Regions from separate parts of the Mus musculus genome. Here regions 1 and 3 are each linked to region 2. A link is a loop called in an ENCODE intact Hi-C map of the cell type or tissue named here. Cell type or tissue: heart. All regions are shown on one strand.

Region 1 (2,500 bases), 55 kb before region 2:
TAAAGCTTACGCCTGCCTTAGGAAGTTGACTTTATTGCTACGTCCATATGGTTTCCTGAATTCTGATGGTTGACAAGACACTTTTCAGGGCAGGTGTTAAATACCTACTGGTTAACTGCCTGTACATCTTACCTTGTCAGTCAGGCTGCTGTTGCAGGCTGGGTGTGCCAGGAGCAGTCGTACCAGGTCGGCGTTGCCTTGGTGACAGGCCAGCATGAGGGCGGAAGATCCATCATTGTCCTGCAGGTTGACATCTGCCTGGCAGCTCAGTAGTGCTTGGACCATGTCCTCCCGGTCGTGGCTGACTCCTAACATCAGTGCAGTCTGTCCTCCCTGCACACAGAGTGACAGCCACAAGCTGGAGCAAAACTTCTCAAGGGAATGGCCATTGATTAGATCGTCCCTCTGCCTGTGACACAGGACACATCCTTTTCTTTCTGGCTAACTTCTGTTTTCCCATGACTCTGATCAAATCCTTTGCCCTTTCCAAAGCCTTGCCTGGCTTCCCAGCATGGACAGGATCCCAGAGCTCTTACTGATTGCTTCCCAGTTTCCTTTGTCGCTGAGGGGCTGAGAAGTTGACGCTGGGGACTGCTCTTCTTTGCTTTTGCTCTTTGTAGTACAGAGGATTAGCTTCAGGGTACCACACGAGCTAGACAAATGCACTGCTACTGGACCACCCCCCAGGAATCTTAGTTTTTGTGTCAGACTCCCCAAGGCCTAGCACCAAGTATGTGATGGGAAGCAGTGACAGATGGAGTGGATGAAGGCTGTGGCTTTAGCCCATGCCTCCTTTCTCTGGGAAGCCTCAGTCTGCTTGATGCCTCTTGGGTTTTGTGTAAGGATACCCAGAACCCTCTTATCATTTGCAGACCCCGTATTGTTTCTAACCTGGGACCAGTGACAGTGTGGTTCTCTTTTATATTCCCATGGTCATCAGTGGGCATAGCAATGGACTAGACTCAGAGAATTAATCCAAGTTCTGTCTCTGCAATTTAATGTGGGACCATGCCAGGTTTCTGTTTTCCCTGAATTCTCATTTTTCTGTGCTTGAAAATTCATCTTATTATTTTTCCTGTGTGCTTTATGTGACTCTTGAGAAAATTGAGAGAAATAAAGTATATAAATACAGTAACATGAGGTGGTAATTTTTCTGATTATAAAGTGGCATTTATTTCTTATTTGCACAGGTCTGTTATATATTCCTGTTTTCGTTCAGCCTTACCCTATGACTTACTGTGTTTTGCTAAACTTTTTAAAGGCTCATCTCTCTCTTGGGATATCAGGTTCCTAAGAATAAGACAAGGTCTACGCCTTCTCTCCCTCCAGATCCCCTGTAGCTTTAAACCAGTGGTCCTCTACCTTCCTAAGGCTTTGGCTCTTTGCACAGTTTCTCATGTTGTCCTGACCCCAACCATAAAGTTATTTTTGTTGCTACTTCATAACTGTAATTTTACTACTTTTATGAATCATAAAGTATACATCAGTGTTTTCCAATGGTCTTATATAACCCTTGTGAAAAAGTCATTCTACCCTAAAGGGGTCTTGACCCACAGGTTAGGAACTGCTCCTCTAAACAATGTCTTTCAGGTCAAAAGCACTGAGGACATGTTGCTGGTGTAAGTTCTAATCACCTTGGCAGTGATTAGAAAAAATAAAAATAAATAAATAAAAAGGATTTGCAGTCTGAAATTTCCTGGCTCTGCCACGCAGCACTTGTGTGGGCTAGACACATGCAAGTTCATCTCTGTACCGTCTCCTGATGCGGGAGGACCATCTCTTGATGTGGGAGGACTGGGACAGTTAGTACACAACCTGCCTTGTGGGGCTGAGGAAAGACCCAAGGGTTTAGCAAGGTAGGTAAGTGTCCACTGCCATATCTCTGTGGAGGTTACAGATGACAGTGTGTAGCAGTTGCTTAGTTAGTGAGTGTAGGAATGACTAGGTGTTCTGTGGCCAGGTGCCACTGCAGAGAGCCTTCTTATTGCCTCTCTGCTCAACTCTGGGGCTTCCTTATCTTTCTTCTGGTCTAGATTAATACAATTTGGCTCAGTAATTGGCCATTTCCAAGTGTATACCAGACCCTGGGGTGACCCTGGAAATATGAAGATGTATCCCTCCCTCAGAGACTCTCAGTTCACTCCCAAAAGAGTAGAGCTCAACACAATTATTAAAACTTTTTTTTTTTTTTTTTTTTTTTTTGGTTTTTCGAGACAGGGTTTCTCTGTGTAGCCCTGGCTGTCCTGGAACTCACTCTGTAGACCAGGCTGGCCTCAAACTCAGAAATCTGCCTGCCTCTGCCTCCCAAGTGCTGGGATTAAAGGTGTGCGCCACCACCGCCTGGCTTAAAACATTTTTATTATTACTGTTTTATGTGTTTTGCCTGCATGTAAGTCTAGGAGGTCAAAAGAAGGCATCAGATTCCCTGGAACTGGATAGATGGTTGTGAACAGCCACGTGGATGCTGGAAATCAAATCTGGGTCCTCTGGAAGAGCATCC
Region 2 (2,500 bases):
GTGTGCTTTTTCTCTGGCTTTTACATCATTCCTACAACACACTGTCCCTGAGACACATCACGCCTCCTTGAGGTAGGAGGCTGGACTTTAAGGGCAATGCCAAAGTGGACCCCACTTCTGCTTCCTTGGGAAGCAACATGCTTTTCTGTGCCCTGTCTTGAGAAGCTAAGGAGCCCAATTTGGTTTACTCAGGTAGGTCCTCCGGGATTGCACTTTAAACTAGAGATGCCTTCTCTCTTGGCTGTAACCCCATCACTGGCTGCAGGTGATTCTCCCCTGGTCCTGTTTGCATAAGACTTTGCACAAGCCTCAGAGGACATCCTTGAAATGGAATAGCCTCTTTCTCCTGGAAAATGCCCACCCTGGTCTTACAAGTCTGTATCCCAGGATGCTTGGGAAGTAGTAGTCTGGTTTTCTGCAGCCCAGGGTAGCACGATGAGAGTAGGTTCCAGCCAAGCGTAGAATGCATGGACTTTTCAGCTCCTGTCTGTAACTGGTCAGTCTGCAGCGACAAAGTTCTGGGGTCAAAGATTTGACCTTAAAGAAGATGGGGAGGGGAGGAGAGCTAACCAAGAGGCACATGGGCTTGGCAAAGTATCCTCAGCCAGCGCCTAGCACACAGATGCAGGGCAGCCCTCCTCCCTCTGCCCAAGGTCGCATCCCATCATAGCTCTAGAAACTTCACCTAGGAGGAGGGAGGTGCGGGCTGGGGAACAGGCGCGATGTTTTGCAAAATGAAAGAGACTCGGCGATATTTAAGGTAGTCCTGTAAGCCAGCCGGGAGGCGCCCCCAGTCCCGTAAGCTGCATCCAGGACCGCAGCGTCCGTCTGAGGACAGCTGCGAGGGTCTGCACCACCTGAGTCTCAAGGACGACGAGATCCCCCTTCTACGGTCTCCCTAGTACCCAGAGCTGGAAAGCAAGAGCGGGTACCCTCCTTCCCCGACCCTCCGGACTCCCGGCTCAGGCTGCCGCAGCCTCTGCAGGGACGCGGCGCTAGCAGGGGTCGCGGAGCGCAGCGGGCGCAGCCTGGGTCGCGCGGGGCGTGTGTCCGGGGCGAGAGGACGCCAGACCACTTACCTTGGGGAACCGCGGGGTTCTGGCAGGAAGCGACCGCTGTGCAGGAGCAACGCGAGCTCCCACCCGGCTTCGGGGTGCACGCAGCTGCAGCTGCACGGTCTTCAGTGGCACGATCCTCCTTCCTCTGCACCGTCCGCGTCCGGCACGCACCGCGCGCCGCCGCACCCTGCTGTCCCGGGCGCGCACACCCTCCGGGCGCCCTCAGGTCGCCGGGCTGGGCCTGGAGCCGGGACGCACTAGCTGTGGGCACACCTACCGCGCCAGCTGCGGGACTGGGAGCGCAGGAGCCGGATCCTCGCCGCCGCCACCCGAGTCCCCGCCTTCCTGACGCGGCGCGGGCTTTGGTGTATAGGAAGGGGCAGAATTGCGACACCGAGGGGAGGGTCTTAGCCTTGGACAGAGTTAAGAAGAAAAACTTTTGGAAAAGAAACCAGAAAAGTCTCAGCCTGTGTAAGGCGCTTTCCAGATTTCCCCAGGGCTCCCCCGTGCGTTTTTCTAAGTTTGTCTAGACTCTGGAGTCTAGACGTTTCCGTCCCCACCATGGTGGAGAAACAGTATCAGACAGGGTAAGGGTAATAACTGCCCAAATCAGAACACGAACCAAGGCCTGACAACTGAGATCCTGTGAGCAGTGGGGTCCTAGCCCCAGTGTGGGGGTGTGAGAGTCGTTCACAACAGGACTTAGATGTCTCCTAAGCCATTTCCCTTCCAATTTCCTTCCAAATCCATGTTTCAGCTCCACATAAAAATCCGTCTTCTCTTCATACACCCATCTCCACAGCAGCTTTGTACCAATTAAAAGTTACTAAGCTTGAATGGACAGATAGCTAAGGACCACTTGGGCCAACACCTGGAAAGAGAAGTGGAGTGGTTTCTCCTAACCCCTCACAGAGAGGACCAACAGAAGGGGGAGGGAAGGAGATGGCAGCTGGCAGGTATCCAGAGTCCAGCTGTGACCTCCCCTGGCCCACCTTCCTAGAATCCATGCCCAGAAAGCAGCCCAAGGAGTTTTATTTTTGACATCGTGACCCAGATGGGACAGATAATTTGAATCAAGAGACATTTAATTTCCGTTTCGACAGAAACATAGTTATTAGGATGACTTCATTTCCACGAAGCTTTCATGATAGCAGTAACAAATGGGAATGATGGCCTCAGTGCTGGAGCCCAAATAGGAGTTGGGGGAGGGTCTGTGGCCCAAGGGAGAGCAGCCTCAGACTCTGCCTACTAAGGCCTGCTGGGTTATCCTCATCCGGTGAAAGGAAGGAATATGACAGGAGCGGCTCATTTTCCCAGAGAAGCCAGAAACCCAGACATTTAAGTGAGGTCTCTATTTTTTCCGACACCTCATTTTTAAAATGCCGCTCTTGCAGAGGACCCAGGTTTGATTCCCAGCGTTGGAATGATGGCTCACAACTGGT
Region 3 (2,500 bases), 85 kb before region 2:
GTGTTCTAGGCCTGTGAGCTAGTAATGTCACTGAGTTCTGGTTATCAGGTGCAGCCTGACTAAGCTCCTTTTACATATCTAAAAGGCTTCCCCCCAGACAGGGTTTCTCTGTGTAGCCCTGGCTATCCTGGAGCTCACTCTGTAGACCAGGCTGACCTCGAACTCAGAAATTGGCTTGCCTCCACCTCCCAAGTGCTGGGATTAAAGGGGTGCACCACCATTGCCCGGCTTAAACGCCATTTTTTTAAAAACTATCAGTGGGAGTATTATACACACACCCATCCGTATTAAATGCTGTTGTTGAAATGGACTAGCCTTTCCCTTCCAGCTCTAACTTGAATCCACAGTCTAAGGATCTATTTTGGTTTTTGAGATGAGGTTTCTCTGTTTAGCTGTGGCTGACCTGCTCTGTAGACCAGGCTGGCCTCAAACTCCCAGAGATCGTCCCACCTCTGTCTCCTAAGTGCTGGGATCAAAGGCGGGCGGGCACCACTGCCTGGCTAGTCAGTCTAAGGGCCTGTCAGTACAGATTGGGCCTTTGGGAGGAGAAAGGGGAATGGGATTTATTTTGACTCCTTCAGGAAGTATCTAACATTTTTCACTCTGGAAAAAAGTAATGTTCTTAGGTCAACCTCAAAACTTTTGTTTGTGGTACACACAACTTTTTACCTTTCCATTCATTTTTTTTAAATTTATTTTTGTTATATCTCATTATATGTTTTGTTATTTTATTTATTTATACTTTATATGTTTTGTTTTATTTTATATGAGGACAATTTGTTTTTGTTTTGTTTTGATTTTGGCTAATACATTTATAGAAAGTTGCAATCATAAAGGATATGGGAAGACACTACCTTTTTTTAGTTTTTATTTTTTTTATTAGATATTTTCTTTATTTACATTTCAAATGTTTTCCCCTTTCCTAGTTTCCCTCTAAAAATCCCCTATGCCCTCCCCTGCTCCCCAACCCACCCACTCCTGCTTTCTGGCCCTGGCATTCCCCTATACTGGAGCATAGAACCTTCACAGGACCAAGGGCCTCTCCTCCCATTGATGTCCAACTAGGCCATCCTCTGCTGCATATTTAGCTACAGAGGACAACTTGTAAAATTTGTGAGTCCTTTCATGTGAGTCCCAGGAATCAAACGCACACTGGTAGGCACCATCCTCTTACTTATCAGCTTTCTTTTTAAAGACAGGGTCTCCTTGTGTAGCTCTGTAGACCAGACTTGCCTTGAAAGCCACCAACCCTCACCTCTGGAGTGCTGGGATTGACGGCGTGAGCCACCGTGCCCAGCTTGCCAGTGCTCTCTTTCATGTTGCTTTTTTAGAACTGTGTGTGTGCTCTATTGCCCAGCTGCTGAGATGGAAGTCTCACTATGCTGCCTATCTCACCACCAACTCCTGGGCCCCTTCCTTGCTCTCCTAATTAGACGGAACTGCAGGCAAGCCCACCTCTCAATGGGCTTTAGTCAGCATGCATAAGTTGTGAGTTCTGACTTTTTTTCCTTGTTAGCATCTCCAGGAGCACATCACATTAGTGACCCTTTATACTTTATAATAAAGGTCTATGGATACACATAGCATAGTATTAAGTGTGCTTATTCTTGCCAAGTTTCTCAGTAAAACTCAGTAAGAACATTTTCATTTGTTTATATTTCAGATGACTTTTTTTCCTTTTAGGATTTTGAACTTCTGACGCTCTCGCCAGGAAAAGGTGCGCTTTGTGTCAGTGTATCCACCATGTCGGGCGTGCAGTCCAAAGCAGCCAGGCTTCAAAAGGAGCGGAAAGAAAAGCTGTCGGCAGACAGGGAGAGAAAAACGGCCACATCTCTGTGCTTAAAGCACAGCGAAGTACCTGCATCCATGATGAAGCAGTTTAATGCTTTAATGGAAATGCAAGAGGTGATGTTTGCAGAGATGAGAGAAACCTATAAAAACGATATAAAGGAAATGCTGTTAAAACGAACAGCACCTTGGGTGAAGCATTTGGAAGAGCGGATAGGGCAGCAAGAAGGAGATGCAATCTCGGAAAGGCCAAAGCCAGGAGAGAAAGTGGAAGAGTTAAGTTCTGGAACAGACGAGGACACTGAAAACCTGACTGTGAGAAGCAAGAAGGGTAAGCAGGACAAAGCTAAACCACTCAACAGCAGCCATGTCCTGAAATCATCACTAGAGAGAGGGGGAGAAGCCCTGCGTGGGGAACATGGCAGGTGTGGAGAGAGCAGCAGCCTTGTAGACTGGAAGAATGCGAATGAGAAGCCAGCCCGAGAAGCCAGCTGTCAGAGTGAAGAGAATCGTCTCAAGGCCCCCAAAGAGAGCCCGCCCGAAGGAGGCGCCGGAGCCACCCTAAGGCTGGCTGCTGACTTCTCGGCAGCCACGCTGGATGTCGGCAGGCAGTGGAGCCAAGTCTTCCGCCTTCTGAAAGAAAAGGAGTTGGAGCCTGAGCTGCAGTGCTCCGTGAAGTTGGCATTTAAGTGTGATGGGGAGGCGAACGTTT

Evidence for each region. Hi-C counts contacts between places; a loop is a spot of excess contacts. Peaks named below come from ENCODE experiments on the same cell type or tissue, not always from the same donor. Only the 100,000 strongest peaks of a DNase experiment are listed, where the experiment ranks them.
Region 1: it touches region 2 in a loop (1.8-fold over the local background); 1 of 42 quality-filtered maps calls a loop at or near these places.
Region 3: it touches region 2 in a loop (2.1-fold over the local background); 1 of 42 quality-filtered maps calls a loop at or near these places.

Annotation. Positions count from the first base shown.
Region 1 is chr4:98,761,271-98,763,770 of GRCm38, forward strand. It overlaps Kank4 (KN motif and ankyrin repeat domains 4), which reads right to left. Exons shown (of 10, transcript NM_172872.3): 9 at 133-333. Among named protein-coding and RNA genes, the nearest start is that of Kank4os, 31 kb to the right of the region's middle. In heart, no CTCF peak of the experiment used is centred here; no DNase peak of the experiment used is centred here.
Region 2 is chr4:98,816,347-98,818,846 of GRCm38, forward strand. Kank4 (KN motif and ankyrin repeat domains 4) reads right to left here and starts at 1,191. Exons shown (of 10, transcript NM_172872.3): 1 at 1,080-1,191. It overlaps I0C0044D17Rik (RIKEN cDNA I0C0044D17 gene), which reads right to left. Exons shown (of 3, transcript NR_151512.1): 3 at 2,129-2,500. In heart, no CTCF peak of the experiment used is centred here; a DNase peak (open chromatin) is centred at 1,345; H3K4me3 peaks cover 1,576 bases; H3K27ac peaks cover 914 bases; H3K27me3 peaks cover 1,393 bases.
Region 3 is chr4:98,731,460-98,733,959 of GRCm38, forward strand. L1td1 (LINE-1 type transposase domain containing 1) reads left to right here. Exons shown (of 5, transcript NM_001081202.1): 3 at 1,684-2,500. The coding sequence starts at 1,744. Among named protein-coding and RNA genes, the nearest start is that of L1td1, 6.0 kb to the left of the region's middle. In heart, no CTCF peak of the experiment used is centred here; no DNase peak of the experiment used is centred here.